2 separate regions of the Homo sapiens genome follow, and region 2 is linked to region 1. Evidence: read pairs that join two places in POLR2A ChIA-PET (ENCODE). Cell type or tissue: HepG2. All regions are shown on one strand. Links, peaks and the distances in the headings refer to the core of each region. The heading gives the core; the rest is flanking DNA.

Evidence for each region. ChIA-PET counts read pairs that join two places held together with the same protein. Peaks named below come from ENCODE experiments on the same cell type or tissue, not always from the same donor. Only the 100,000 strongest peaks of a DNase experiment are listed, where the experiment ranks them.
Region 2: POLR2A ChIA-PET joins it to region 1 with 6 read pairs; 3 of 35 experiments call an interaction of 5 or more read pairs at or near these places.

What each region holds. Positions count from the first base shown.
Region 1 is chr6:36,634,512-36,650,308 of GRCh38, forward strand. It overlaps LOC105375038 (a long non-coding RNA gene), which reads left to right and starts at 4,178. Exons shown (of 2, transcript XR_926759.3): 1 at 4,178-5,153; 2 at 6,829-7,501. It also overlaps the pseudogene RNU1-88P. In HepG2, for the core only: no CTCF peak of the experiment used is centred there; a DNase peak (open chromatin) is centred at 8,720; H3K4me3 peaks cover 1,724 bases.
Region 2 is chr6:36,779,383-36,795,179 of GRCh38, forward strand. It overlaps CPNE5 (copine 5), which reads right to left. Exons shown (of 21, transcript NM_020939.2): 7 at 15,208-15,267; 8 at 12,651-12,714. Among named protein-coding and RNA genes, the nearest start is that of CPNE5, 52 kb to the right of the region's middle. RefSeq lists enhancers at 14,075-14,741, 14,742-15,406. In HepG2, for the core only: no CTCF peak of the experiment used is centred there; no DNase peak of the experiment used is centred there; H3K27me3 peaks cover 5,200 bases.

The sequences.
Region 1 (15,797 bases), core at 4,637-12,636:
GAGTGCAGTGGCACAATCTGGGCTCACTGCAGCCTCAACTTCCTGGGCTCAAGCCATCCTCCCACCTCTGCCTCCCAAGTAGCTGGGACCACAGGCATGCGCCTGCGAACATGATTACATGCCGGGCACCGTAAGAGGCTAATTTTTGTTTTTCTTGTAGAGACGGCGTTTCACCATGTTGCCCAGGCTGGTCTCAAACTCCTGGGCTCAAGGGATCGGCCTGCCTTGGCCTCCCAAAGTGCTGGGATTATAGGCGTAAGCCACCGTGCCCCGGCCTACACCAGTTATTTTAACAGTGAGAATCTAACATGCAGAATTGTTAATTAGGTACTGAAAAACTGAAAAGGCAAAAAGAGAACGCTGAAGCATTATGGAAGTCACAACCACAAGAAGGAGCCAGGGCTTCCCTCGGGCTGGAGGAACAAAGGGAAACAGTGAGAACTGTTGTGCACATGTACCCTAGAACTTAAAGTATTAAAAAAAAAAACAACAAAACTTAGAAGCTTGCGGGAGTGCCCGTGGTGCTGAAGCTCAGTCTTTGGGGATGGGTTGCCTACTGGTGGTGCTGGTGTCTCTGAGGGGGAGCCAGGGGGCTGGTTCTGTGAGTACTGGAAAAAACACAAACCAGAATCAACTGCTGCTCCTTGAGTGAATTGCTGCTGTCAGATGGAAAAAAACGTTTCTAGGGTAGCGGCATGTCGGGGCAGTTGGGTTTCCGGTTAATTCCTCCCTGTTCTTAGGGTCTATCCCTCTTCACCTGCAGGCTCACACTCCCCTCTCAGTATTCTTTTTTCCAGGAACAACCCCATACTTTGCTGGCTCAATCAATAATGTGCTTTGCTGAACACCTATTAGGCTGCACCCGCCCTGGGGTCTGGGTGCCACAGATATAGATATGGTAACAGCATCCACATTCATTGGCAAACGTAGTGCCCGACCCTGCTCTAAGCATGTCATATGCATTAATACATTAACTATTACCCTCATTTTACAGATGGGGAGCCTGAGGCACAGAGACGTTTAGCAGCTTGCCCAAGGCTATTCTTTAGCTAGTAATTGGCAGAGCCTGACTATGAACCCAGGCAGAGTGGCTCCACGACCTACATTCTTCATGAAGCCCCCTCACTGCCTCAAGTCCTGGAAAGGCAGAACTGTACACAGCTGACCACAGCACAGGGTGGAGAATGCCACCGGGAATGGGTGGGAGGCCTCACAGAAGTGGTAGTTCATTCATGCATTCATTCAATAAGTCTTTTTTAGTTTTTTGAGACGGAGTCTCATTCTGTTGCCCAGGCTGGAGTGCAGTGCTGCGATCATGGCTCACTGCAACCTCCGCCTCCCAAGTTCAAGCAACTCTCCTTCCTCAGCCTCCCTAGTAGCTGGGATTACAGGCGCCCACCACCACGCCTGGCTAATTTTTTTATTTTTAGTGGAGTCAGGGTTTCACTATGTTGGCCAGGCTGGTCTCAAACTCCTGGCCTCAGGTGGTCCGCCTGCCTCGGCCTTGGATGGCGGGGGGCTGGGGGCATCTTTCACCCCAAGTACGCAGGTCTGGGACTATAGGCATGAGCCCCCATGCCCGGCTTCATTCAATAGGTCTTTAGACTGGGGTGTGATGGTCAACAAAAGCAGACATTCTGCCTGCTCTCAGGAAGTTCCTAGTGGAGACACAGATATTACTCAAATTTTCATATCCAAAAAAAGCAAGCTCCAACCAACAGGTTCTTGCTGTGAAAATTGTAATCACGGGAGTTTGTTGTAAACATAGGAATGAGAGAGCCTGCTTCCCGAAGGAAGTAATGATTGCACTGGGACAGGAAAGATGAGTGGGAGTTAATTCAATGGAGAGAAGAAGGAAAAGAGATCTGGTCAGAGGGCACAGCATGTGCAAAGGCCCTGGGGTGAGGGTCGGGGTCATGGTAAGTGTGAGGACTGCTAGTCCTGCTCCTGAACTCTGGCCAGCCCTCCCTGGCATGCAGCCCACCCATCAAGACTCCCACCACTCCGGTTTGGAGCCGTCTAGCCAGCCCTTCCTGCATCATGCTGGAGGCCAGCCATCACCTTCTAATTGGGTCCCAGCCTCCCACAGCTCCAAGGAACAGGGCGGGCTCAGGGGACTCTTGAGGGAGGCCTGAAAAAGCCCCAAAGCTGAAAGCTGCTCTGGGGACCAATGGGGGCAGTCCTGTGGGAGAGAAAGTGGGGTAAGTTCCCAGTGAGTCTTTGGAGAGTAACTGAGTGCACCATGTAAATGAAGCCTCGAGGGAGAGGGGGGCTTGAATAGTCACCCCACCCCACCACGAGGGCTCTGACTAGGAGACTTGCAGTACTGAAGCCACACGAATTAACTCCCACTCCTTGACTGCTTGGGAGGGCAATGATGAACGCAGGCCAAGGACGAGGCTGGAGAAGAACATTGCTGTTTGGGGCAGCTTCTCAGCCTGACCCTTTCAGGAGGCCGCTGGGCGTTTGGAGAATGAGGTTCTGAGGAGTCTCACCGTGTCTTTGTGTGGGATCCAGAGAGCTTTTGGGATCAGTGGACAAGATAGTAGACTCCTAATGGCTCAAAGAGGGGAGAGGCAGAGAGCAGAAGGAAGAAAGGGAACCGCCTCTTCATTGGTTCCCCATGCCTCCTCTCTGCCCTGTTTACAGAAAACAAAGTGCCTTTGGTTGACTCTGGACCGATTCCCCCAAAGCAATTAGAGCAACCACTGTCAGTGCTCCAGGAAGAACAGCTTCCCCCTCCCCCATCACGCCCCCTCCCTCCAGGCAGCAGCTGAAGGCCCAACTGGGGGCCCCATGTTGTGTCTGTTGGGATCTGCATGCCTGGCCTGTCCCCAAGCCCCCTCCTCCACTCCAGCTAGCACTGAAAGGGTGCCCCATAGCTATTCAAGTTTCCGTGGGCTCAATCTAATCAAGCATTGAGGACTATGTCATCCTCATTACTCTCCCTGGGAGCATCTGATTAGGAGGAACATCACTGAATGGGCCCCTCTGAGTCCCAATGGGAAATGGGAAGGCCAGGCTTCCCCTCCCTGCCTGACCCCCCATGCCTGAGGTAGGCCTTTCAGCAGAACCACCCGACCAGAGGCTCCGAATAAAGATGATTTGGATTCCCTGAGCCTCCTTTCCAGGGCAAGGGTGAGGGTGTGTGCACAAATCCCTGTTGTGCCCTGTTGGGTTGGGGGGCCTGCAGGATGTCACCACCCATCTGCCATGCTGATTAGGTCCTGGGGCTATTAGACAGGAGAACCGCTGTGGAGTCGGATGACATGACCCAGGGGCCAGGGGCTCAGGCAGGGACTCAGCGCCTGACAGAGGAGGTGACCCCCACTGATTTGTTTGGGTCCCCTTACCCCCTCAGCACCCGCAGCACCACTCACCACCATCTCTTCTACCAGCCTCATGTACCGCTTGGGTGGTGGGGGGCTGGGGGCATCTTTCACCCCAAGTGGGCAGGTCTGGGAGTGTGTTGGAGCCAGCTCACATAGGCTTGCAAGAGCAGATGGTTAAATATTCAGGAATTTAGTGAGCTGGTTGTTAAACACAGCCATCATTAAAATTAAATTAAATTATATGGACAGGGTTTCTCAACCTTTTGTTCATCATTGCCTCCTGAGAAGACTTTCAAGACATTTTTCTCCTCCAATCTCCTACCATCACTGTCCCATAAAATTTTAATATCACAGATACTGTATATCTGCTTAAGTACTGGAGAGATATCTGTGCTTTATACACAAAAGGATTAAGTTTCTTGGTTTTTTTTTTTTTTTTTTTTTTTTTTTTTGAGACAGAGTCTCACTCTGTTGCCCAGGCTGGAGTGCAGTGGTGTGATCACGGCTCACTGCAACCTCCTCCTCCCAGGTTCAGGTGATCCTCCCACCTCAACCTCCAGAGTAGCCGAGACTACAGGCGCGTACCACCATGCCTGGCTGATTTTTGTATTTTTTTGGTAGAGGCAGGGTTCCATTATGTTACCCAGGCTGGTCTCAAACTCCTGGGCTCCAACGATTTGCCCTCCTCAGACTCCCAAAGTGTTGGGATTACAGGTGTGAGCCACTGCACCCAGCAAGACTTTTTGTTTTGTTTCCCCATCAAGAATCAGTTTTTGCCCCTATTGAGAATGCATGCTACAAACTCAGAATTAAATAAATTATATTCAAAACAAAGGTAACATATACTCACAGCACAGCACTTCCTAGTTGTTTTGCTGCACTTTACTATTATTGATTCTTTTGGGGTCATGGATATACCTGTTCTCCCCTGGAGAGCTGGTTGTGCAACATTTACCAACACACCACTGAGCGGGTCTTTTGGTGAAATAATAGGCAGCATGAGAGGCGACTGATTTTAGTCAAAGAAAGATGGGTTTGTCTAGCAAAAACCTCACTCAAAGAAACATGGGAGGACCTGGAGAATTCCAGTGGATGCAGGGAAGAAAGGAAGAGGAGCCGGAAGAGAGAAAGGACCCTCTGATGCTGACTCCATATGGGCAGAAGGGTGTCTCTCTGTGGAAAGTTAAAAATAGCGGGAAAAATATACCATGCCCCCATGTGCTAGGAGTGTTTGTAACTAGCAATTGCTTGTTTCTTCCTCAGGTACACACCTTATACACCTTTAAAGGTCAGGGGCATAAGACTGAGACCCACTGCCCCATTTCCTCCCACGGTCTCATGTCTAGAGGGTCCTATGGATACCCAGAGATCTTCATTCTGAACGGCACGCTAGGCCAGATGGGGAACACGGAGGAATGAATGGCACTGCCTGGCCTTGAGAAGAGGGAGAAGACAAGCCTTCACATGAGATAAACATGTGAGTACTGCATCACTTCCTCCTCTCCAGGCCTCAGACCCCCGGCCCAGCACCCCAATGACATGGGAGGAGTTCTCAGTGGGCCCTTTCAGCTCCCACCATCCCAGCCTGGAAAGCTCTCCTCTTCCTTCTATCTGGACAAAGCTATGAGGACCGGCCTAGGCACCTCCTCCTGCCACTCCTCCGGCCTCACTCATCTCCTATCTGCACAGCAGGATGGCCTTTTATTTTCTTTGAATTTTTTTTCATTTGGGGAAATCACAGGGGTCAGCACATCCAGAGTGCAATGGATAAGCCTCGCCCTGGGAAAACCACCTTCGTGATCATAGTATCTCCCCTGCCAGGTAAGTATAGGATGGCCTTTTAAAACTCAGCCCACCTGCTTCAACCACAGCAAGGCGACATGTGAGGGGCAAAGTGTGAACCCAAATGCTGCGACATTCTTTCTCAGCTGGCAGACCACTGGCCATTACCAGCTGCTCCCAACACTAGCCTCCTCTTTTTTTTTTTGAGACAGAGTTTCGCTCTGTCACCCAGGGTGGAGTGCAGTGGCGTACTCTTGGCTCACTGCAACCTCCGCCTCCTGGGTTCCAGCAATTCTCCTGCCTCAGCCTCCCAAGTAGCTGGGACTATAGTCGTGCACCACCGTGCCTGACTAATTTTTGTATTTTTAGACCAAGCTGGTCTCGAACTCCTGACCTCAGATGATCCACCCGCCTTGGCCTCCCAAAGTGCTAGGATTACAGGCATGAACCACCAGGCCCGGCCCTCCTCATTTTTTTTTTTTCTTTTTTTATTTGAAACGGAGTTTCGCTCTTGTTGCCCAGGCTGGAGTGGAGTGGTGCGATCTCAGCCCACTGCAACCTCCGCCTCCCGGGTTCAAGTGATTTTTGTGCCTCAGCCTCCCTAGTAGCTGGGACTACAGGCATGCACCACCATGCCCAACTAATTTTTTTTTTTTTTTTTGTATTTTTAGTACAGATGGAGTTTCACCATGTTGGCCAGGTTGGTCTCGAACTCCTGGTCTCAGGTGATCCGCCCACGTCAGCCTCCCAAAGTGTGGAATTACAGGCATGAGCCACTGCGTCCAGTTTCCTTTTTTTTCTGTTTGTTTGTTTCTTTTTTTCTTTTTTTTTTTTTTTGAGATGGAGTCTCGCTTTGTCGCCAGGATGGAGCGCAGTGGCGTGATCTTGGCCCACTGCAACTTTTGCCTCCTGGGTTCAAGCAATTATCCTGCCTCAGCCTCCCGAATAGGTGGGACTACAGGCGCCCACCACCACGCACAGCTAATTTTTGTATTTTTAGTAGAAACGGGGTTTCACCATGTTGGCCAGGATTGTCTCGATCTCTTGACCTGGTGATCCACCCGCCTTGGCCTCCCAAAGTGCTGGGATTACAGGCCTGAGCCACTCACTGCGCCTGGCCTTTTTGTTTTCTTTATTTTCCAAAACCGTTATCTTAGACTCCTCATCTTTAAAATAGGAGTAAGGCTGGGTGTGGTGGTTCACACTAGTAATCCTAGCACTTTGGGAGGCCGAGGCAGGCAGACCGCCTGAGGTCAGGAGTTCAAGACAAGCCTGGCTAACATGGTGAAAACCTGTCTCTACTAAAAATACAAAAATTACCTGGGTGTGGTGGTGGGCACCTGTAATCCCAGCTACTCGGGAGGCTGAGGCAAGAGAATTGCTTGAACCTGGGAGGCAGATGTTGCAGCGAGCCGAGACCGCACCATTGCACTCCAGCCTGGGCAACAGAGCGGAACTCTGTCTCAAGAAACCCCCCCCACCCCCAAAAAAGGAATAAGGCCTGCAGCACCCAGGCTAGGGTGAAAACACATGAGCTAATGTACTGCACACATAGTAGGACACTAAACTGTGTCCCCCAAATTCATATGTTGAAGTCTTAACTCCCAGTACGTTTGAATGTGACTATTTGGAGATAGTACCTTTAAAGAGGTAATTAAGTAAAATGAGGCCATTAGGGTGGGTCCTAATCCAATATGGCTGGTGTCTTTATAAGAAAAGGAAGTGTGGACATGGAAGGAGACCCCAGGGGTGCACGTGCACAGAGGGATGACCGTGTGAGGAGGCAGTAGGAGGACAGCCGTCTGCAAGCAGGGACAGAAGCCTCAGGAGAAACCAACCTTGCTGGCACCTCGGTCTTAGATGCCCAGATTCCAGAACTGTTAGAAAATAAATTTCTATTGTTGAAACCACCCAGCCTGTGGTATTTTGCAATGACAGTCCTGGCAAAATAATACAGTCCTTCAGAGGCACCTATTCTTTCTGCCTTTAATTTGCTTTGGCTTTGTTTTATGTGTGGCCTTGTTTCATTTGCTTGTAAATGACTTGAGGGCGACATCCAGGAAGGAGTATCTTTTCCTGTGTCCCCACAGGGTGCAGTTCAATGCCAGGCACAAAGTGCACAGAATCAGACCTTTGTCCTCACTGCCAGCTTTGTCGACCTGCTGACAAGGGTCAGGGGGACCCAAGCTGCTATCCACCCAGGGTGCTTTTCAAAATTCAAGTCATGGAAATAATTTAGGGAGCCACTTGAGTACTTTTTGGAAATAATGAGACAGAAGAGCAGATAATAGAAAATGCCAGCGTGTTTCTCAGGCAGTAAAAGTGTTACTTCATGCAACTTTGTTTGATTTTACATATTTATAAATAAACAGAATAATTACAAATTATCCTAAGAGCTATGATTATGTTTGTGTGTCCGATTACTGCATTGTGGTGTTAAATACATTTCTTAAAAAAAAAAATAGAGACAGGGTCTCGCTATGTTGCCCAGGCTGGTCTTGAACTCCTGGGCTCCGGTGATCCTCCTGCCTCAGCCTCCCAAAGTGCTGGGATTACAGGGGAGAGCCACTGCACCTGGCCTAAATGCATTTCTTACTGTGAGTTTCAGCCCAAAAATTTTGAAAACACTGACCTACCAGTGTTTTCCAATTTCCTTCAGAGTGAGTTTGTGGTTAAAAAGCTAGTCAGGGCTGGGCACGGTGGCTTATGCCTGTAATCTCAGGACTTTGGGAGGCCGAGGCGGGCAGATCACCAGGTCAGGAGATTGTGACCATCCTGGCTAACATGGTGAAACCCCATCTCTACTAAAAATACAAAAATTAGCTGGGCATGGTGGTGCATACCTGTAATCCTAGCTACTCAGGAGGCTGAGGTAGGAAAATCGCTTGAACCAGAGAGTCAGAGGTTGCAGTGAGCCGAGATTGCGCCACTGCACTCCAGCCTGGCGACAGAGCGAGATTCCGTCTCAAAAAATAAAATAAAATTTAAAGATAAAGCTAGTCAGCTCTTGGGGAGGCTTGGAGTCTATGGGGGTGAGGGCTGGGCCTCCAGGGCAAGGACTTGAAATGGATCTAAGTCACTCTGTCCAGGCAAAGAGCCATGGAGCCCTGTCCTTGGGTTCTTTCCTCTCTGTGTCCTGGGGCAAGTGACATGACTTGCCTGTGCAAGTGCTTCAATGTCCCTGTGCCTCAATGTCCCTCATTGTGCCCCAATGTCCCTACCTGTAGAAGGGATTTAAAAAATCTGTCATGGAGTGCTGTGAGGATTACCAGGAGCTGAAGAACCTGAAGGCCCTTGCTGATGTCAGAGGTGGTTTGTTATTTCACCATTTCATGCAAGTCTGTCTGCTCTAGGAGGGGAATTGTTTTCTTGCTCTTCCACCTCAGGAGAAAGGAACACACATGTCCCTCACCCCTTGGAATCCCTGGCTGGGGCTAGGCCAGGGGGTCAAGAGTACCCAGAAAAGTATTTCAAAAGCTCAATTCCAAGGTGAGACTCTCCTAAGGGTTTAATGCAGGTAAAATCAAGTTCTGGAAAACTTTCAAAGCAGCTTCCAAAGGGGAGTCAAAGTCCTAAGAGATCAGGAGGAGGAGTCATCCACCAGCCTCTGTCCAGGGAACAGGAGATCCTGGCTGGCTGCCACCCCTTCCTACTCTGTTCCCAGGAACACTGCCCATGAGCCCTGAGTCACTACTAGAAGCCACCCTGGGCCCACGGGGAGCACAGAGCTGGGTCCACGGGGAGCACAGAGCTGGGTCCACGGGGAGCACAGAGCTGGGACAGCTCTCCCTCAAGGTGGTCCTTGGGCTTGGTTGCCCAGCAACCCCAGCCTCGGCAGCCTGCTTCTCTCCACACCGTCCCTCCCTTCTCAGGGCTGACAACACTTGGAAACCCATGCTGGCAAACCTGCTTCCAAGCAGGGAACTTGGACATAAGTAGAATATCAGGAATTCCTGGAGGACTTACAATCCAGAAACTGGGACAGGTGTAGGTAGATGATTCCTACCCACGACCCCAGCTCTGAACCTGCCTCCAGCTCTGGCACAGTTCTCTTCTCTCTGGTTTCCCAGAGCCACGTCTAGGTCACCATCCCCTCCCCCACCCCCTCGTTCAGAGCAGAGAGCACTGGGTACACAGCCAGGAGCCCTGTTTCCAGATCTTGCTCAGCCTTTTACCCTCTGTGTGACCTCAGGCAGCCCACTTCACCTCTCTGGGACTCAGTTTCTTCATCTGTAAAACAGGGGTGGATTTGATTGGTTCTTGATTTTTTTTGTAAGCATTATATATTTTACTGTTCTTTCTAAAATTCTAGGGCATGAACCAGAGGAGCTGAAACTACGCTGGTTTCCTTCTCCAAATAGAGAAATGGGTACCTGCATTCCTGGGGATGCAGCTGGAGTTTCCAAACTGTCAGATCAATTTCCGGGGCTTGGAATCTCATTGGTGGGGCAGGGGATGGGCATCCTTTCCATAGCCTGCACTAGGAGGGTGCGGACTCTGGACTGCAAAGGGTGTGCTCTAGTTTGCAGCGGGCAGGGAGAATGGTTGTTCCCCACACAGCAGCTGCATTCCACCCCAGAGTGGGGAAATGGGGAACTTCTCTTGGGCAGCTCTCACTAGTATCCTCCCTTCTTCACCTCTGTCTCAACTCAGAGGTCGTCTGGCTTATTTGGTGGAGATGCCCATTGTCCAGGGTTAATCAGAGGACCTCCCAAACTCCACTCACTCAGATCTGCCTCTAGATCATTCCTGACCTTCACACCTCCTCACCAATCAAACTGATTTTTAATTAATTAATTTCTGATTTTTTTTTGAGATGGAGTCTCGCTCTGTCATCCAGGCTGGAGTGCAATGGCATGATTTCGGCTTACTGCAACCTCTGCCTCCCGGGTTGAAGCAATTCTCCCACCTCAGTCTGCCGACTAGCTGGGATTATAGGCATCTGCCATCATGCCCAGCTAATTTTTGTGTTTTCTAGAGACGGGGTTTCACCACGTTGGTCAGGCTGGTCTTGAAATCCTGATCTGCCTACCTTGGCCTCCTAAAGTGCTGGGATTACAGGAGTGAGCCACCGCGCCCAGTCCCAAACTGATCCTTGTGAGTCAGGAAGCCAGAAGACATTTAGCTCCTCTGACTCAGAATTTCGTATGTTGAAATTGATTCTCAAGAAAAGTCACTCATGCCTGTAATCCCAACACTGTGGGAGGCCAAGTTGGGAGGATCACTTGAGCCCAGGAGTTTGAGATCAGCCTGGCCAACATGATGAGATCCCATCTCTACAAAAAATACAAAAATTAGCTAGGCATGGTGGTATGTGCCTGTAGTCGCAGCTGCTGAGGAAGCTGAGATGGGAGGATTGCTTGAGCCCAGGAGGTCAGGGCTGCAGTGAGCTGTGATTGCATCACTGCACTCCAGCCTGGGCGACAGAGCGAGACTCTTGGGGGATGCTCCAATCTGCTGACTTTCCCTCTTTCCTCCACACCAGACGTTCAATGATTCAATCTTTCACCCGTTCAGTGTGTACTGGGCATCTGATCCATGCCCTGCTTTGCTGGGTGCTGGGATAAGGAGGTCATTTCTTCCGCAGGTATTTAGGGCCTGATGGACAGCAGCAGGAACTCTTCTTACACATCCCTTCCTTCTCGCCTCCCCTACCCCCAGCATCCAGACTCACTTCCAAGGACAGCACCTGTGTCTTGTGCATCTTTGTTTCTCAGCACCCAGCAAGTGTTTGTCACCTAAGAGGCCTTTGACATATTGCAGATTACATTTGAGTGGACAAATAGAGGAAGTGGTTTATGCCTGAAGCTAAGTCCTAACTTTGTTATTTATGGACAACAAAAGATGGAGAAAATACTTAAGGCTAGATGCTGGGTTAAAAAGTATGTACTGCTCTCCGACAGAGGACAATTTGGCCATGTCTATCAAAATTATAAATGCGTGCACTTTCTGACCCAGCAATTCCACTTTTAGGAATTTATTTGACAGATGGATGCTCACACATGTGAACTGATACACACGCAATGGTAGTCACTGTAGTATTGTTTGCATCAGATTGGAAATAATGTAGCCTGAGCAACATAAACCCTGTCTCCACAAAAAAATTTTTAAAATTAGCTGGGTGTAGTGGTGTATGCCTGTAGTCCTAGCTACTCAGGAGGCTGAGGTGAGAGGATTGTTTGAACCCAAGAGTTGGAGGCTGCAGTGAGTGATGATTGTGCCACCACACTTGAGCCTGGGTACAGAGTGAGACCCTGTTTCTTAAAAAAAAAAAAAATTGGAAATACCTTAAATGTTCATCTATGGGGCCTACTTTAATAAATCATGGTATACCTATCTATATAGAGCAGACTCCAATACTATTGTAAAAAAAAATAAGAAAGCTGTCTTGAGCATAAATAGGAAGACATTCAAGATACACTTTTAAGTTTAAGAGTTTAAAAGGAAGGTAAAGCCAGGCACAATGGCCTGCACCTGTAGTCCCAGCTACCTGGAAGACTGAGATGGGAAGCTTGCTTGAGACCAGGAGTTTGAAACTATCCTGGGCAACATAGGGAGACCCCAGCTCAAACAAATTTTAAAAAGGAGAAGGTGAGGACAGTGTATATAGCTCATTATTCTTTGTGTAAAAAATGGGGAGATGGGCTGGGTGCGCTGGCTCACACCTGTAATCCCAGCACTTTGGGAGGCTGAGGTGGGTGGATCACAAAGTTAGGATTTTGAGACCAGCCTGGCCAGCATGGTGAAACCCTGTCTCTACTAAAAATAAAAAAATTAGCCGGGCATTGTGGCACGCACCTGTAGTCCCAGCTACTCAGGAGGCTGAGGCAAGAGAATCGCTTGAACCCGGGAGGCGGAAGTTGCAGTCAGCCGAGATCGTGCCACTGCACTCCAGCCTGGGCTACAGAGCAAGACTCTGTCCCAAAAAAAAAAAAAAAAAGGTGGGGAGATGAGGAAGGAATACACTTAAATATACCTGCATTTGTTTAGATAAAGCATAAAAAAACTTTCATGGAGGACATACAAGAAACAGGCAACAGTGGGCAATTTAGGGATGAAAAATAGGCTAGTGGGAGAATGGGGTGGAAAGAAATCTTTCCACTGAATCGCATTTGAATCTTTTGAATATTGTGTTATGTAAATGTGTTATCTATTACAAATAAAAAATTATAAAGACTCTGAGGCAATATGGAAAAATGCTTATAAGTTGGAAATGGATTAAAAAATGATGTACTATATATTCAGTAGGATTACAACCATATATAATAAATGCATGTTAAGATTTCTGTTGGTAGAAGAAACATTCTAGGGAAACTTTCTTTCTTTCTTGTAATTTTTTCCATAGATTTCAATAATATACATATGTTGTTTTCATTATTAGAAAAAACTAGTGACATAGGAAACACTAAGAGAATTGTCCATTCTGCATAATCTCAATTATTATTATTTTTTTTTGAGATGGAGTCTCGCTTTGTTGCCCAGGCTGGAGTACAGTGGCTCAATCTCAGCTCACTGCAACCTTCGCCTCCCGGGTTCAAGCAATTCTCCTGCCTCAGCCTCCCGAGTAGCTGGGATTACAGGCACAAGCCACCATGTTGGGCTAATTTTTTGTATTTTTTTGTAGAGATGGGGTTTCACCGTGCTGGCCAGGCTGGTCTCAAACTCCTGATCTCGTGATCCACCCACCTCAGCCTCCCAAAGTGCTGGGATTACAGGCGTGAGCCACCGTGCCCCGCCTGCATTATCTCAATTATTAAACAAGGTATTGAAAAAGACTGGAAGGAAATGTGCAAGATGTTCCCAGTGACTGACTCTGGGTATCAGATAATAGGTGATTTTCAGAATATGGCAGTGATTTCGTGCTACTTTCATCATGGACGGACAGAAGGACTCAAGAGAGGGAAAAAGGAAGGGAGGGAGAAAGAAAGGGAGCGAATTAGTAAAGGGAATTCTTGAAAACAACAGTTGTGTTAGGGTAGTAAGATTATGGTTATTTTTGTTGCTTTGTTCAGTTTTCCAAACTTTTCATTAGGTGGTTTTGTTGTTATTTTAGCAGGAACAAAACCCTTACTGTTGCAGAGCAGGATTCCACTCCCCAAAGTCCTGCTGATTTGTGTTAAAGAGTTACAGCTCCTAATTGCTTGTTATTCACTCCAAGTAAGGAGGCTCAGGAGTTACTTGGGTGATAGGAAATTGCTACCAGTAACATGTTGCTGGGGGAAAGAATGCAAAATATCAGAGCACCCTTAAACCTTTAAAATGTCTTAGCAAATACTTTATGGAGCCCCAGTTGCCAGGCTTGGTGCTGGGGGAGTACAAAGATAGGAGGCCCCAGTTGCTGCCCAACTTGAGCGCCAGCCTTCTATGGCATCCTAGGGCAAGGGGCATCCTCAAGGAGGTCTGAGCAGAGGCTGCAAGACCAAGCCCTGTAGGAAGTGGCCAACTTTACCAATGGACAAAATTAGGCCTGTCCAAGGGTCAAAGCCTCATTGGTCCCCACCTGCCTTGCCACTGTGAGCACATGTCCACCCAGAATCTTCTTGGTGAGAAAACACCACTAATGATTACAAAGCAAACTGCCCAGTGGTTTTGCTCATTCAAACTCAAGAGACCTGGATTCTGGGTCTGGATCTGCCATTAACCAGCTGTGAGATGTTGGAAAAATCATTTCACCTTGTAAGCCTCAGTCTCCTCAATCTGTAAAATGCAGAGAATCATAATAATAATGAATCATATCTGCTCTTTCCACCTCACAGAGTTTTTGTGACGATGAGGTGATGCAGTGTACGTAGAAGCACCCTTTTGTTTTTTTTTTTTTGAGACAGTCTCACTCTGTTGCCCAGGCTGGAGTGCAGTGGTGCGATCTCGGCTCACTGCGACCTCTGCCTCCCGGGTTCAAGCAACTCTTCTGCCTCAGCCTCCCAAGTAGCTGGGATTACAGGTGTTTGCCACACACCCAACTAATTTTTTTTTTTTTTTGTATTTTTAGTAGAGATGGGTTTCACCATATTGGCCAGGCTGGCATCAAACTCCTGACCTCAAGTGATCTGCCTGCCTCAGCCTCCCAAAGTGCTAGGATTACAGGCATGAGCCACCACACCTGGCCATGAAGCACTTTAAAAGTGTAAAGGGGCCGAGGCGGGCGGATCAACTGAGGTCGGGGGTTCGAGACCATACTGGCCAACATGGTGAAACCCCGGCTCTACCAAAAATACAAAAATTAGCTGGGTGTGGTGGCGGGTGCTTGTAGTCCCAGCTACTTGGGAGACTGAGGCAGGAGAATTGCTTGAACCTGCGAGGCAGAGATTGCAGTAAGCCGAGATCATGACACTGCACTCCAGCCTGGGCAATAAAAGCAAAACTCCACCTCAACAACAACAACAAAAAAGTGTAAAGGATGTCAAATGATGAATGGATAAATAAAATGTGGTATATCCGTACAACAGAATATTATAAAAAGCCATAAAAAGGAATGCAGTCCTGATATATGCTACAACATGGATGGACCTTGAAAACGTTACACTAAGAGAAAGAAGCCGGACACAAAAGACCACATACGTATGCTTCCATTTATATGAAATACTCAGAATAGACAAATCCATAGAGGCAGAAAGCAGATTTGTGGTTGCCAGGGGCTGGGAGGAGGGAGGAATGGAGAGTGACTGCTTAATGGGTACAGGATTTCCTTTTGAAGCAATGAAAATATTCAGAAACTAGACAGTGGAGATGATTGCAAGCCACTGTGAATATACTAAATGCCACTGGATTGTACACTTTTTTGTTGTGTTTGTTTTCTCTGTATGAATTGTACACTTTAAAATGGTTAAAATGGTAAGTCTTATGTGTCTTTTACCACAGTTTTTAAAAACTGAAAAAAGTATAAACGATGGCTCAAATCTGAGTTTATTATGATTATTATTTCCACAATTAATAATCAAAAGAATAAGTGTCCAGAATTTCAGAGTTCTTCCTCCATTTTAGGGCAGAGAAAGAAGTGACTAGAAAAACAAAACAAAAGGCAATCCCACCCTGAAAGTGTGCAGAGCTCCAGAGACACGCACTGTTCAGGCTTAGCCCAGGAGAAGTGTGGTCAGAGGGGAAACCCAGAGTGGCGAGGCCAGGGAAGCACACTGACCTGGGAATTTCAAATTCCATCTGCGTGGGCTCACCCTTTAATTTGGTGGCTGTGTGATCCCTTGGGGGAGATTTAATCCCCAGCTTCCTGCGCCCACACTGTTTCCCAGCCAGATTGGAAGACCGTGCTTCCTGGTTCCTGCCTGAGGGCAAAGGGGCAGCTTCCTGAACCAAAAGGGGCACACACCTGGCTTAGCTCCTGAGTGACCCCAGAGCTGGAGGCACTCTTGGATGAAGACTTTTTGGTGACAATGATGATGCAACATTTTTATGTTGATGAAGTGACATAACAAGAGCAATTTACCCACAGGACGCTCAGATGCACAAAGAAGATATTCTCTCTTTCTTCCTGTTACTGATTCAATCTCTCCCACGAGTCCCACTTCGGGGTGTTGGAGCTGGGAAGGGAAGGGGACAATTTGCCAAGTAGGTGCCTTGGTCTACTCCCATTTGAAGTGTATCTAACGGGTAAACACTCAGTCACCACATGAATAGGGACATTTCTCCCTTCCCTACCCGCTTGTCTCCATGCCACCTTGGAGAGGGGTC
Region 2 (15,797 bases), core at 4,130-12,129, 140 kb after region 1:
CTTTCACTGAGTGGCTCGGAAAGGTGACATAGCAAACCCAAGGCCAGTCTGAGCTTGATCTGCAAGCCCCAAAGCCCTCTCTCTGGCCACATTGCCTCACCACCTCACACCTATGTGTGGTTCCTGGAGGAAGTTCGAGTTTTGGCATCACTTTCACACCCACCAACTCATGAGAGGCTCACCCAATGCTCTCAGGTAGATACAGTGGGGTCTGTGGCCCATTTCACAGCTAAGAAGCCAAAGGCTCAGAGCAGGGAGTGGCTTCCCCAAGTTCACCAAGCAGAGCCCACCTGCTGAGTCCCCAGCCCTGCTCCCTGCCCCAGCTGACCCAACACGCAGAGGTGTCCCGGCCCTGGTGAGGATCTCTGGACCCCTCAGCCCCTCAGCTCTCTGGGGCCAACGGGGCACTGGGCAGAGATGTCCCTGTTGTCCCCTTCACCCCTCCCGTGTGGCCTCTGCAATTTGAAAACTCTGCATCCTGACAAATCACCTTCGAGCCAGCTGAGCTCAGGGCTCTGTCGTCCAGACCCCAGGACTTGCCCTGCTCTTGGGGTCACTCCGCTCCCTCACACATCCCCCCTTCCTATTTTTTTTTTTTTTTGAGACGGTGTCTCACTCTGTTGCCAGGCTGGAGTGCAGTGGCGCCATCTCGGCTCACTGCAAGCTCCGCCTCCCAGGTTCATGCCATTCTCCTGCTCAGCCTCCCGAGTAGCTGGGACTACAGGCGCCCGCCACCACACCTAGCTAATTTATTGTATTTTTAGTAGAGATGGGGTTTCACTGTGTTAGCCAAGATGGTCTCGATATTCTGACCTCATGATCCGCCCGCCTCAGCCTCCCAAAGTGCTGGGATTACAGGCGTGAGCCACTGCACCTGGCCCCCCCTTCCTCTTAATGAGGGGGAGTGTCTTGAGAAGGGTGACCCACAGCCCAGTGAGGGCCAAAACGGTGGCAGAGAAGAAGACGTAGCTCCCATGAAGTTGAAGGACTCAGTGACAAGGTTCAGCGGTGGCTACGGTGGTTAGGAATACGGCTGCTGGAGCCAGGCTGCCTACTTCAGTCCCAATCCCATCCCTCCTTAGCTGCGTGACTTAAGGCAAGTTATTCACCCTCTGTGTGCTCAGTTTCCCTACTTATAAAATGGAGGTAATGGCAGTGCCCATCTCATAGGCTCGTGAGATAAAGTGAGTTAACAGGAGTACAGCGCTGTGTGCGTGTGAGCTGTTATTATTTGAACACCTGTTTCCCCGCCCAGCCACAGTGTGTGTGACCTCTGTCCCTGCCCCACTCCCACCTCCAGCACCTCACTTGCCTTCCCTCGGGGACATCTGATGACAACAAACACAGCCTCCATTCATTCACTCACTCACTCATTCATTCAACATTTATTAGATGCCGTCTGTGTAGGACAGTCACTGAGCTCAGCACTTTACACCCCTTATCATATTTAGTCCTCAAAATAATCCTTTGTTACTTTTTACAAATGAGGAAGCTGGAGGTTGGAGAAGTTAGGTGACCTGACCGAGATCACCAGCTGGTAACTGGTAAAGCAGAAAATTCACACATAAATAAACTAATTTCAAAGTCATGCCTCTTCCAGTACCACTCTGCCCCCCTGAGAGAGAACAAATTACATTTCACCACTTCCCTGTTTTCTTTAGAATCGGCTGATTTCTTCAGACTCTGGGCTTGCCTGGGCAGGGAGGGGCTGCATTCCGGTTACCCTGGGATGGGGAAGAGGCTGTAAGCACGGGTGGTGCTGGAGACAGAATGACCTGCCCAAGGAGGTGCCCAGGTAATGACGACTTTTATTATGCCTCTCATCATCGCCCACCAGACAGGGAGAAGGAAGCTGGACTGGGGGCTTCCAAGGCCCTAGAAGCTCCAAGAATCCTGGAGCCTCCAGAGAAATCTAGGACCTCAGGCCCTGAATAAAAGAACAGCTGACTTACTGAGCACTTACTAGATGCTAGGACCTGTGTTAAGCCTTCATACTTTATACAACCATACAAAATAACTCTTGTTTCCCTATTTTACAGATGAAGAAACTGAGGTTTTTAGAGGTTAAATCATATGCCTAAAGTCCTAGAGTGCATAACTCAGACAGTCAGATTTCAGAGTTTTCACTCTTATCCCTCCAGAAAAGTCCCTAGGCTTCTAAAGCAGCAGGGCAGGCACACCCTCCTCAGGAGAAAGTTCTAATCCCGTCCCATGCTGGATGGAAGGAACACTTTAAATGCCCCCCTAGGGAGCCCCATCCATGTCCTGGGACAGGGATGTGGCCCAGGACTTGATGGGCTACTCGCTGGCTGTATAAATTGTGGGGCCCAGAGCAAAGGGAAAACGTGGGGCCCCCTGTTCAAAAACAATCAGGAGATTCAAGATAGTGACAGCAGAGCATTAAACCAAGCACAGGTCCCCGTGTGACTACACAGGCCACACGCCTCTGCAGCTGGCCCTGTCTCCTTCCCACAGAGGTGACCCGCAGTGGCATCAGAAAACCACCAAGAGAGGCCCAGATTCCCAGGGGAGCAGCGGGGATGGCCCCAGCAAGGAACTCAGAGCTCAGAGCTCTAGTCCTGGCTCTGCATAGCCTTGAGCAGGTCACTCAAGCTCTCAGAGCCTCAGTTTCCTCGTCTGTGGAGCGTGGAATGGGATGACCACCACAATCCTTTTAAGCTGAGCAGTAGGTGCCACATGGGGAACACTGAAATAGCCATCTCTTGTGGGGAGCAGTGGCACTCAGGGGACAGTGAGAAAGCCAGGATCCCCCCAGCCTTCCCAGCCCTGGCCAGGGTTTGGTTGTCATCATCATGATCTCGCACGAATCTGGAAGTCGCCTGAGTGACATTCTTACCTGAAGAAACACAGGCAAGCCACCCAGGACCTGTTCAGCCTGCACTGGTTGACTATAAAATGCATACACTTGAAACAACCAAACAGAGGCCACAAAATCCAGAGGCAACAGCTCTTAGTTTTGCTTCCTAGGAACCCCTCAGGCCCTGTGAGATCAGGAATGGGGGAGAAATATTAGAAAAAATGAAAGAACTTGACAGGCCATAAGTTCCAGGGACATTCAGTGCTCCACTGGGAGGGCTGCTGTCTCAGCCTAGCACCCGATGGCGAAAAATGGCACAAAGGGACAGGTACAGTGGCTCATGCCTGTAATCCCAGCACTCTGGGGGGCCGAGGTGGTGGATCACCTGAGCTCAGGAGTTTGAGACCAGCCTGACCAACATGCCAAAACCCCGTCTCTACTAAAAATACAAAAATTAGCCGGGCATGCCTGTAATCCCAGCTACTTGGGAAGCTGAGGCAGGAGAATCGCTAGAACCTGGGAGGTGGAGGTTGCAGTGAGCCGAGATTGCGCCACTACACTCCAGCCTGGGCAACAAGAGCGAGACTCTGTCTCAAATAATAAAACAAAAACCAAAACACACACACACACACACACACACACACACACACACACACACACACACACACAAAACGGCACAAAGGAGCCAAGGGCCACCTGGTTGGAATCCTAGCTCTGCCACCTCCCGGCTGAGCAGCTCCTAGTGGGTAACTTAACCTCTCTGAGGCTGGGTAATGTAGAAGAATAGCGCCCCCTTGTGAGCCTGTGGAGAAGGCGAAAGGAGATGGCCTGTGTCACATCCTGGTCCACAGTGCCTCACACAGAGCAGGAGGTAACACTTGCAGAGTGCCACCTCATACTAGGGTGAACCATATGAAATTGCCAATAATCAGCTGTTGTTTGCCTATGAAAATGGCAATATAATATGGTTCTACCCACACAGGCACACAGAGGGGAACAACACACACTGGGGCCTATCAGAGGGTGGAGGGTGGGAGGAAGGAGAGGATCAGGAAAAATAACTAATGGGTGCTAGGCTTAATACCTGGGGGTGAAATAATCTGCACAACAAACCCCCATAACACAAGTTAACCTACATAACAAACCTGTACATATACCCCTGAACTTGCAGTAAAAGTAAAAAAAAAAAAAAAAAAAAAGGTTCTACCTAGTACGTGCTATAGTAGGTAGATATAATGTTATATGTATTAATTCATTGAATCCTTTCGACAACCCTATGAGGAAGGCACTGTTATTATTCCTTTTTTGTTTTTCAGACAGGTTCTCTCTCTCTCTCTCTGTCACCCACGCTGGAGTGCTGTGGTGCGATCTCCGCTCACTACAGCCTCAACCTCCTGGGCTCAAGCAATCCCCCTGCCTTAGGCTCCTGAGAAGCTGGGACCACAGGTGTGTGCCACCATGCCCCATGCCCAGCTAGATTTTTAAATTTTTTTTGCAGAGACAGGGTCTTGCTATGTTGCCCAGGCTGGTGTTGAACTCCTGAGGTCAAGCGATCTGCCCACTTCAGCCTCCCAAAGTGTTGGAATTACAGATGTGAGCCACTGCACCTGGCTATTATTCCCATTTTAAAGATGAGGAAACCAAAGCACAGAGAGGTTAACACCCTTGCTTAAAGTCACACAGCTAGCAAGAGGCGCTAAGATGGGAACAAGACAGTCTGGCTCCAAAGATTAATAACTGAGATTCCAAATGATGACCTCAAGTCATCAAGATAAGTTTAATTACATTCCAACCTCAGTTTGAGAAGTCAGAGAAGTGTGAAATCCATTTTAGAAAGGCCTCTGTGCAAACCAGTTAAAATTAAAAACAAAAAAAGGATTGGCTCTGAAACTCAGCTAACTGGAAAAATCCGCCAGTGTGCAACACTTTCTCCCTCTAACCCTGATGGCAGATAAGTGAGGCATTGCTGGGGGGTTGGCAGCTGATTTTGTTCCTTAGCCTTATCTGCCCTCCCTAATACAATCTAGACCCAGAAACATTTGCCAAAAGTCCACTGTGATCATCTGCATTGTTGCACCATTGTAGACTCCGTGGGGGATAAAACAGGCCTTCAGAGAAATTTCTAGACTGAAACGAAGGCAAGCTTCCTCCCTAATGGGTACCCATGCCACAGGGAAGTCCTTGAGACAAAGAGTGTGTAACTAACCGCCTGGGGGCTGTGCCTTGGAAGGTCACTCTGCCTTTCGTCAACAGTCATAGGAACAAGTGGGAGCTTGTGAATGGTTCAACCCCTTGATATATGTGTGAACCCAAGAAGAGGCTGGAGAAAGTGGCAATAAGATGGACAGGGCCAGCAGGATAACAGAGCAGCAAATTCTGGCTGAGGGTCAGAGGTTCAGCTATTTGACAGCCTCAGCCTGAGAGTCGTGCTCTCTGAGCACATGAAATGCCGTCCCCTTGGCCGGGCATGATGGTGCACAACTGTAGTCTCAGCACTTTGGGAGGCCGAAGTAGGAGGATCGCCTGAGCCCGGGATTTCGAGACCAGCCTGGACAACATGGTGAAACCCCATCTCTACTAAAAATACATAAAAATAGCCATGTGTGGTGGTGCGCACCTGTAGTCCCAGCTACTCAGGAGGCTGAGGTGGAAGGATTGAGCCCAAGAGGTGGAGGTTGCAGTGAGCCATGATCATGCCACTGCACTCCAGACTGGACAACTCCATCTCAAAAACAAAGAGAGAGAGAGGAAAAAAAAAAAAAGAAAAGAAATGCCATTCCCACCAGAAACATCACTGGAATCAATCACAGAGAAGATAAAGCAGCTCCTGCAATATATAATTTCCTACAATTTCTGTCTTTCACCCTATCTTTTTAAAAAACATATTAAGTTCTTCTAAAACATCAGGATTGCCTCCATTTGCATCTCTCCGCATGTTAATGGGGCTGCTGGGGAGATTATAGCAGACAGCCTTGCTCTCCAGAGTGGCCTGGTCTGCTCTGGCATCTTAGACCTCCCTCCCCTGAAGAGGGCTGTGAAGGTTGGAGGTCAGGGGGAGAACAGAAGAAGGCTGTTGGGTCTCAATGGCAGCTTCCAGATTCAGAACAAGTATGAGGTGTGTGCAAAATTTAAAGGGGGCTCAAAATTTCGGTCATCAAAAAATTTTTTTTAATGTGACATTTAAAAAATCAAAATCAATGCAAAAGCTATAATAAACAGAATATCAAAATTTTAAATGAAGACATTTTATAAGTGAAGCAGAGGCACAGAAAAGTAACTTGCCCAGGGTCACATAGGGAGTAAGCAATGGCTTTTGGTCTGGATCCAAAGCTCAAGTTCTTAATCACCGTGCCTTACAACTTACATGCCCTAAGAAGCACTTTTAAAGCCAGGAACAGTGGCTCATACCTGGAACCCCAGCTACTCAGAAGGCTAAGGCAGTAGTATGGTTTGAGGCCAGGAGTTTGAGACCAGCCTGGGCAACATAGTGAGACCTCCATCTCTAAAAAAATAACAATTTAAAAAATTTAGGCCTGACGCTGTGGCTCACGCCTGTAATCCCAGCACTTTGGGAGGCCAAGGTGGGCAGATCACTTGAGGCCAGGAGTTCAAAATCAGCCTGGCCAACATGGTGAAACCCCGTCTCTACCAAAAACACAAAAATTAGCCAGGTGTGGTGATGCATGCCTATAATCCCAGATACTCGGGAGGCTGAGGCAGGAGAATTGCTTGAACCCGGGAGGAGGAGGTTGTAGTCAGCCGAGACCGTGGCACTGCACTCCAGCCTGGGAGACAGAGCAAGACTCCGTCTCAAAAAAAAAAAAAAAAAAAAAAATTTAAAAAGAAGGACCACGGTACATTTATTTTCTTCTCCTTAAAATGTGCTGGATTTTCCAAATCTCCTAGAATTAACATATTGTCTTTTTTAGTCAGAAAAAAATAAGACATCAATGAAAAAGAAAAGGAATCAGCACTCCAGTAGGAGGAAACACACCAGGAGCTGGGGGTGATTCTGTGAGTAGGGCCCTCTAGGAGGAGGAGCCTGGAGCTGGGCTCACGGGATAGGATGGCAGAAGCAGGAAACCTGGGGCGTCAGCGAACACCCCACAGGCTGGAGGTTATTCATACACAGATGGTGGGCACAGAAGCTGGTCTGAGAGACTGGGCCTGTCTTTATGCATTGACTGTAATAACCATGTTGAGGCCAAGCTAGCTTTTCTTTGTTGTCTTAATGACTGACTTCCCAAACAATCCAATCAGTTGTGCATCTGTTGATTTGGTCATTCAGAGGCTGAAAACCCCAGACTGACCGTTTTCCCTCCCACTCACCGAGCCTGTGTTTCTGGGATACTAACCAAAATCCATCAACTGATGTTCAAAAGAAAAACAGGACGATTTGGATATGAGGATGTTCACTACAGTATTATTTATATTGTTTCCTAAAAAGAACAGCTTTGATAAATTATAGCCCATCCATACAATAGAGAAATAACATGCGGCTATTAAGTGCATGTTTTCTAAAAATGTATAATGATACAGGAAAAGGCAGGCTATAAAACTGGATACTATATTATATCAATTATAAGAAAAATTACGTACATGGACACTCAGCAAGAAAGCCTTGGAGGAAGCACATCAAAATGTCAACAGTGATTATCTCTGGGTGACTTTTCCATGCTGTTTATATTTTTCTGTATTTTCCAATTTGTCCATAATGAATATGTTATTTTTTTTTAGCATCAGGAAGAAATGCTTTTGCTTTGTTTTGGCTTTTTAAAAGCCAGATAGATTATTTCTAAGACCAAAAAAATTCAAACTAACCTTAAGAAGGGTGATGTTTGAATGCTGGTTACACGGGATGCTCATATCGGTCTCAGCCACAACACACGACTCTCCTATGTATCAACCTGCATACTTCCGAGTCTCAGAGAACCTTCACCACCTCCCCCACTTACTTTGACTCTTCCTTCTCATCTCTCTTTCTCCATGGCTCTTCCTTCTTCCCTCATCTTTCAGGTAGAGAAACTGGCCTCTCCCTGAAGCTTATCTTTGGAAAAACAAAAGTTTTGATTGTGTTGGGATCCAGGCTGCTAAGTTCCCCAGCTATGAGGTCCCACACAATCTGGCCCCAACTCCCACCATCACCACCCACAGTCTCATCTTTCCGATTCCTCATCCATCACTCCTGCCCCAGGGCCTTTGCACTGGCTGTTCTGTCTGCTTGGACCAATATTCCCCAGGTAACTGGAAGGGTTCATTCTCCCACCTGTCTATATATATTGGCATATTACATAGTATCTACACATTTTCCTTCGGGATAGTCAAGAGTGTGATAAAATAGTTGTTGTAAGAAGAGGCGCTGGATCTGCCAGGGCTGAGGACCACTGCTCTCATGTGATTGCCGGTTGGCATTTCCATCTCTCATACTAAATTAAAAATTCTGGGACAGCAGGGACTCAGTCAAAGCATATTTCCTGAACTGAAATGAAAGAATACATGAGCACGCTGGTGACACCTAAGGGGTGGGGAGGCCCCCGGGGCAGTTATGGTGTGAAGTTATAACTCCCTTTGCAGGAGAGAGATGAGGCACACCCTTCTTCCTCCATCACTGCCTCCTCCATGACCACCGCCACCATCCTGGCTGGGACGGCCAGTCAGGTGGAAGGACCTGACTAGGAGGTGGTAAAGACGTACTATCCTGAGCCGGGAAGTCCTGACTCCAGAGCAAGGCAGGTCTGGGTGGCTGACAGGTCTCTAGGGGGAACCAAGGGGCTGGGAAGTGGAGGGCAAAGAGCTATCCAACCCTCTGTATTGACAACAACCCCTACCTTTTCTTTTTTTTTTTTTTTTGACAGGGTCTCACTCTGTTCCCCAGGCTTCAGTGCACTGGTGCAATCATGGTTCACTGCAGCTTTGACCTCCCAAGCTCAAGTGACCCTCCTACCCCAGCCTCCTGATTAGCTGGGACCACAGGCGTGCACCACCACACCCTGCTAATTTAAAAAAATTTTTTTGTAGAGATGGTCGGGGGGGGGTCTCACTATGATGTCCAGGCTGGTCTCGAACTCCTGAGCTCAAGCTATTCTCCTGCCTTGCTCAGCCTCGCAAAGTGCTGGGATTATAGGCGTGAACCCCAACCTCCACTGCTCAAAGCCACCCTGCCTGCTGAGGGCAGTAGCCCCACAAGGGACAGAAGGTCGGTGACTGTTCCCTGTACCGTGAGGGCTCGAGGCTCCAGGGGTGAGGGAAAGACTGAGGATTAGGAGTTCCAAGGCCTGAGCTAGAATCCCAGCAATCTTAGGCAGACCACTAACTTCTCTGCATCCGTAAAACAGGGTTACTCACACCCACCCAGCCCCCCAGCCTTGCAGTCAGAATCAAATAAGACTAAATAAGAGGGTCTCGGTAAACCAATGTTGGCCAGTATTACAGGCAGTAACAATCGTTTTACTGCTGTATTACAGGCAGTAACAATCGTTTTACTGCTGAGCAGAATTGAACCTTGGGTGATTCAGAAGGCCCTTCGGGAGACCAACCTCATGACTGTCAACATCAAGTACCATTCGATAGTATTTGGATCAAATTCTGATTGTGGGAACTTCTTTGACATTTAAATTCCAGATGAACAAGGCTTTTCTATAACCTGTCAAACTATGCTGGTGACACACTGGAGTCCACTGTCATCCTTTGCTGGTTCCCACCCGCCCACGTCATCCCCATGGATGAAGAGAGGGTTTGTCTACTTCGGCAAAATGTATTCATTTGAGCAGGAAGCCCTGCTCTGGTGAAAAATCATCTCTCAGACCCCACCCTCTTCCTTTGATCCTCCCACTGAATGCTGAGCTGGAAAGACGAAGCAAAGCTGTTCAGATGTAATTATTTTAATTCAGCCAGATGCTGGGAATTAGTCTCTTTTCCTTGCAAGGATTCTAGGGAGAGACAGAACTCAGCTAAAGATGCCCCAGAAGAAAAGGAGCTGACAATCTCAGGAGGAAGGGAGGGCGCTCCCTGCCCCCGACATAGACCCCTGGTGCTGGAACAGCTTAAATCAAGAAAACTGCTGCTATCCCTGGGTGAAGGAGTAGGGAGGACTGGGGAAGAAGGAGGAAGAGGAAGGGTTTAACACCTGATAGGTATTCAACCTAAGACTGCTTACCAACCCCTGGAATGCTAGACCAGTAACGGCCACCAGCATTGTCTAGAGCGTTAGAATTTCCAAAGCGCTTTCATGTATGTGACTTTATTTGGTTATAAACTAGGAAGAAAGTCACCAGCTGGGCTAGAAGCTTGGGGAAACACTGAATTTAGGTTCAAGGAATTCAGATGCACCCTTTCCTAGGCATCTGTTAGACACACTCACATTCATGAACTCCTTTAATCCTCACAGCAACCCTATCAGCGCCAAGCTGCAGGTGGAAAACGGAGGCTCTGGGAGCTGCAACAGCTCTGTTCCACAGGGCAACCGAATTCTCTCCCTTGTCTGAACTCCAGTGGCATCCAGATCCTCAGCAGACACGTGTGTTTTGTCCATGACCTGGTGCTGAACACTCGGTCTGTGCTTCCTAATCATTCAGTCACATATTCGTGATGGGTCCTCGGGAATGCCTACTGCACCCCGAGTCCTGCCCTGGGGGTGCACACTGGGTGGGGTTCATTCCCGCTGTCAAGTGCCTTCAGATCCACTGAGATTAACAGATAAGCAACCCGGGTGAGCAGTCACATATGAATTTTTTTGGTCATCTCTAGACTGCCCTGTACTATCGATTCTGTGTTCGTGTGTCTTATTCTTCCACTGGAAGTCCTTGGAAACAGAGTTTGTAACACCACAGTCCAGTGGTTAAAGACCTTGGCTCTAGAACCAAACTGCCAAGTTTCAAATCTCTTCTACTCAGTGGCTGTGTGACCTTGGACCGATCAATTAACCTCTCTGTGCTTCAGTTTCCTTATCTATAAAAGTGAGGAAAATTAATGAGGACCATAATTCATCAGATGTTATAACACATCATACTACATACTACATTATATATTATAATATGTTAGGTAAGCAAGTCAATACATGTAAACCACTTACCACAGTGTATGGCCCAAAATAATGACTCAATTAATGTTCTCTAACACTGTTATACCTCTATACCAGCAGCTCTCAAAGTATGGACCAGGAACCCCGAGGGATCCGTGGGGTCAAAACTATTTACATAATAATGCTAAGATGAAGAGTTTTCCAGAGGTTATCTGACAGGGATTTCACAACAGATTGACTACAGAAGCAGCTATGAGAATCCAGATGTCTTCCATTAAGTCAGACGTTAAAGAGATTTGCAAAAATGTAAAACAAGGCCACTCTTCTCATTAAATGATTATTGGGAGTTATTGTTGTTTTTCAAAATATGTCTTATTTTATTTATTTATTTTTTGAGATGGAGTCTCGCTCTGTCGCCCAGGCTGGAGTGCAGAGGAGCCGAGATTCCAATCTCAGCTCACTGCAGCCTCTGCCTGCCGGGCCCAACTAATTTTTTGTGTTTTTAGTAGAGACGGGGTTTCACCATGCTGGCCAGGCTGGTCTCAAACTCCTGACCTCGTGATCCGCCCGCCTCGGCCTCCCAAAGTGCTGGGATTACAGGCGTGAGCCACCGTGCCCGGCCCCAAAAAAAATGCGTTATTTATGTTGACCCATAATGGGTTCAACTATTGTTATTTTTAAAGGAATTAAATTATTTTTAAAGGAATTAATACATACATTAAAATTCTGTTTAAATTTCTAGTAGGGTAAATATTGATTGATAGCTGATCCGTAGCACTGACCTCCCAGGAAGGTAGGAAAATCTTGTTTCTCCTGGTCATCCCTCCCAGCTCCATGGGAAGCTGTGTTCCCAGGGTAGCCCAGGCTTTGTTTACACTTGCACCCTGCCTCTCCCTGCATCTGTCCCAGCCTCCTCTTCTCTCCAAGCCCCACCACTTTCCCACTTTTATAGCCACTCTTAGGTTAGATGGTGGTGCTTTTGGGGCTGAGCCCGGATCTTAGAATCAAGCTGACCTGGAGTAGAGTCATGGCTCTGCTGTTTGTCATCCTTGAGCAGGTGACTTTGCCTCTCTGAGCCTCAATTTCCTCATCCATAGAATGGGAGTAACATTTTAGTACCTGCCTCTTAGGATGATTGTCAAGAGCAGCGATAACTTATGTAAAGTGCCTATTACTTGACAAATACTGACCATCACCATTATGATACTTTATCATTATTATTAATTATGAGGTCCCCTGAGCCCCTTCTTTGTGTGCTCAGCTGTCCCCATCTCCTGCTCCCCCACAGTCCTACAGTAAAAGCAAGACCAAGGGCTGCCTGGGACTGCAGACTTCTTCCCAACACATGCGTACGCACAGACACACTCCATCCGCCCCATGCAGGGTGTCACCCTACTCCAGAGCTGAAAGTGAAAAATGACAGCTAAATGTCAAGCACCCAGGCTTCCTTCAAGACTGAAAAGGTCTTTGCTGCCACAGTGTTGGTGCCAAGGCAGTCTCGGCTCAAGGACACGTGAGTGGTGGCTGTGATGGGGAGGGGAGGGAGCCCTGGCATGGGAGCTAGGGGACGGGGCTCAGCTGGGCTCTGCTGCTGACTGTGGGTGAGCTCCTTCTCCTCTCCGGGCCTCAGTCTGCTCAGCTATAAAAAGGGAAAACACCCACTAGCTCTGATGTTGCAAAATTCTATGACAGCCAGGTCAGCATCAGGAGCCCTGTCTACCCTCGGTTCCCTCCAGGGGCTCAGGGAGGCCAGCCTGCACTCCATCACCCCCACCCCAACCACGTCCTGTGCTGGAGTCCTCTGCCACTCACCCTACAGTTGCTGAGCTCCTCAGCGGACAGGATGATGGTGCCACATTTCTTTCCTGGGACACCACTGGGAGAGGAGAAGATGAAAGAATGGAAAGCCAGACAAAGACAGAGCCATAAACCTGACACTCCCTCAATCAGCCCCCTGCCCATCCTCCCCCGCCCCCTACCATCCAGCAGATCACCCCAAAGCCCCTGAGAAGACAGAGTCTCCTGAGATCCTTGTGGCAGTGTGGCCTAGTGCACTGCTTCCTGGGACCGGGTCCCCGAGCCTGGAGCTGCCCCACCCCCTGCTCCCCGAGAGCCCACCAGGAAGGGTAGTGCCTGCAGTGAAAGTCCTAGAATTGGAAAAGCATCCAGACTCACCCGGAGGCTTCCAGACCAGTGGTTCTCAAACTTTCCATCCAAAGACCACTTCTGTGGGCAAAAGACCTCATGGGCTAGCCACCCCACCTCACACCCAGCTGACCCCCAGCGTCCCGGGACAGTCCAGCTCTGAGCCACTCTGATGTGTCACGGGAGGGAGGAAGGCAGGAGGGCTGGTGGGCCCTCGCTGGCAGCTTGCCCAGGCTCCTTCCCATGGCTACCTCCCCTTAAATGCCTTGGCTGGGGTCTCCCTGGGAGTGAGAGATCCCAGCCGACTGTGCAGCTCCCCAGTGAAGTGGGCAACCAGATCAAGGTCCGTGAAGTCGGTCCACCCCAGCACATCCCTCCAGGAGGGCAAGTTCTTCGGCTGGGGCTCCACTCAGGGGAACTGAACCACCTCTTCCCCTGGTTAGATAGGACCCCCTCCTTCAGGCACCATCCCAGCCCACTCTAATGTTTGGGACTAAGCCAGAGGTGGGGGAGTCCCAGTGTAGTCAGGGGCCACTGGGAGGGAGAGGAAAATGTCGGCTTGTCCAGCAGCTCTGTGACTTTGGGCTCATTCCTGTACCTCTCTGAGCCTCAGTTTTCTCCCCTATATAATGAGCGTGACTGTATATACCACACAGTGCTTGGCACAGAGAAGGCCCGCAGTGAGCAGCATCCCCCTCCCTGCACCCTTTACTTCACAATTGTGCAACGCTGGTAAAATCCAGCCTCACACCTCAGGCCAGCCACAGGGCCACCAGCATGCTGTCTGTGGAACACACTTTGAGAACCACTGATGGAGCTCTTCCCAGCACCAGCTATTGGAGGGAGAGGCTCTCAAACAGAGGAGGCAGGGGAGGAAGGGAAGCCGGCCCTGGAGGGCTGGCAGGACAGCCCAGATCTCTCCAAATCAGGTGAGCAGAGCGGGGGCCACATCTGGGGCATCCCCTGCCACGGACAGGGGACAGTGCCTGCCAGGTTGTCCCCCTAGACTTGGGCAGCTGAGCTGAGTGCCTCAAAGCCCCTCCCCACCCGCTGGTCTGGTCCTCCATGGTAGTAAAGACATGATTTGTTTGCCCAGGGAGATAGAATCCTCCACGCCAGCCTCCTCCGCCCCATGTTTCTCCATCTGTTCCTCTCTTTGCCTCTGAGTCCTTCTTCTATTTCCGATCCTTCTTTCCCTCCTCTCCAGCCCCAACCTGCTCCCACCTTCTTGGCCTTCCTTTCTCTCTCTCCCTCCCTCCCTGTCTTTGTATCTCTGTCTGACTCCTGCTGCCTCCCCAGTTGCTGCTTCTCTACTCTCCAGGTGAATTAGCATCCATGCTCTCCCTGGGCTGTGAGCATCCCCGGGCCCGCCGGAGGCCCCTTCCCCACCTGCAGCTGGTCCAGTGGCATATCCAGCTGCTGCAACCTCAATTCCTGAGAGCTCTCAGGGAAGGCCAGGGGAGCTCTGCTTACCCCAACAAAATGCCCTTCTGCAGAGGCCCCTCCAGGCAGAGGTTCCCTGCCCTGCACACCCCCACCTCCAGCCCCAGTGGGCGAGTGGGCGTGAGAAAGAAGCCAGGGTGGGAACTCCCCAACCGGGAAAGAAGGGGAGGGAAGGAGGGGGAGGCTCTGCGTTGGCCACATTTGCATGAGGCCAGCCGAAGCCAGATGGTCAGGGTGGTGGAGTGAGGCTGGCCCACCGCAGCTGGCGAGCAAACGAGCAAACGTGAAAAGTGGGGATTCAGCTGGATCTACTCTGTGGTGAGGAGGAGGCGGACATCCAGCAGCCAAAACAAGGGAGGGGAACAGGGGGGAAAGGATAAAGACAGGGGAGGAAAGAGGGGGAGAGAAGGGTGGGGATTGGGGGCCTAGAGAAGCCAGGCCAGGGAGAGAGGAAGGGAACAGAGAGTGCCCAGCCCCGCTATTCATAGACAACATCCCCCACCTGTAAGCCCCACCCTCTCCCTGAAGTCCCAGGAGCCACTGGGGCTTGAGATGCCCAAGCTCTAGCTTGGATGGGGGAGGGGCCCACTGCCGAGTGGGGGCCTCTGTTCAGGGCCCAAAGAGCCTGGGTGCCTAAGGAGGAACCCAGGACTCTCTGTCCCCGGATCAGGGCCAAATTCGCAGTGATGGGAGCAGGGACGAGGCCCAGACTCTGAGGCCCCCTTTGCAGAGCTGGCTGAATGTCTAAGGACTCCAGGGCCAGAGATGTCTGGCAACGTACCCGTTGGACACAGCTGGCATGGGTTTGCCCGTCCTGGAATTCAGGCTGAATGCGCCTATCCTGTGGAGAGAGAGGGGGAGAGAGAGCATGCCATGAGCTGAGTACCCCCACCCAGACAGGCCAGCGCACTTGGCATCCAGATGCTTGGAGACAAGCGGCTGCTCTGGAAGTCATTAAAACAGGATCAAAGCCACAGGCCAGAGCAAGTGGAGTCCTTCTTCTGGGCAAATTCCTCTCCTTCAGTGGTTCTCAAGGTGGGATGCCCAGACCAGCAGCACCAGCATGTCCTGGGAATGTTATTAATAGGAATGTAAATTCCCAGGCCGAGCCCATACCCACAGGATCAGGAACTCTGCGGGGTGGAGCCCAGCAATCTTTGGTGACACTGGTACCTGCTGCAGCTTGGGAACCCCTGTTCTCCCTTTCCAGACTCCGCATCCAGACTGCAAGATGGGGAGACTGCTGGAAGAATCACATGAGATCATGATATGGGCTGAACTGTATCCCCCAAAATTCATGTATTGAAATCTTAATCTCCAGGTCCTCAGAATGTGACTATATTTGGAAATAGAGTCTTTTTTATTTTTTTA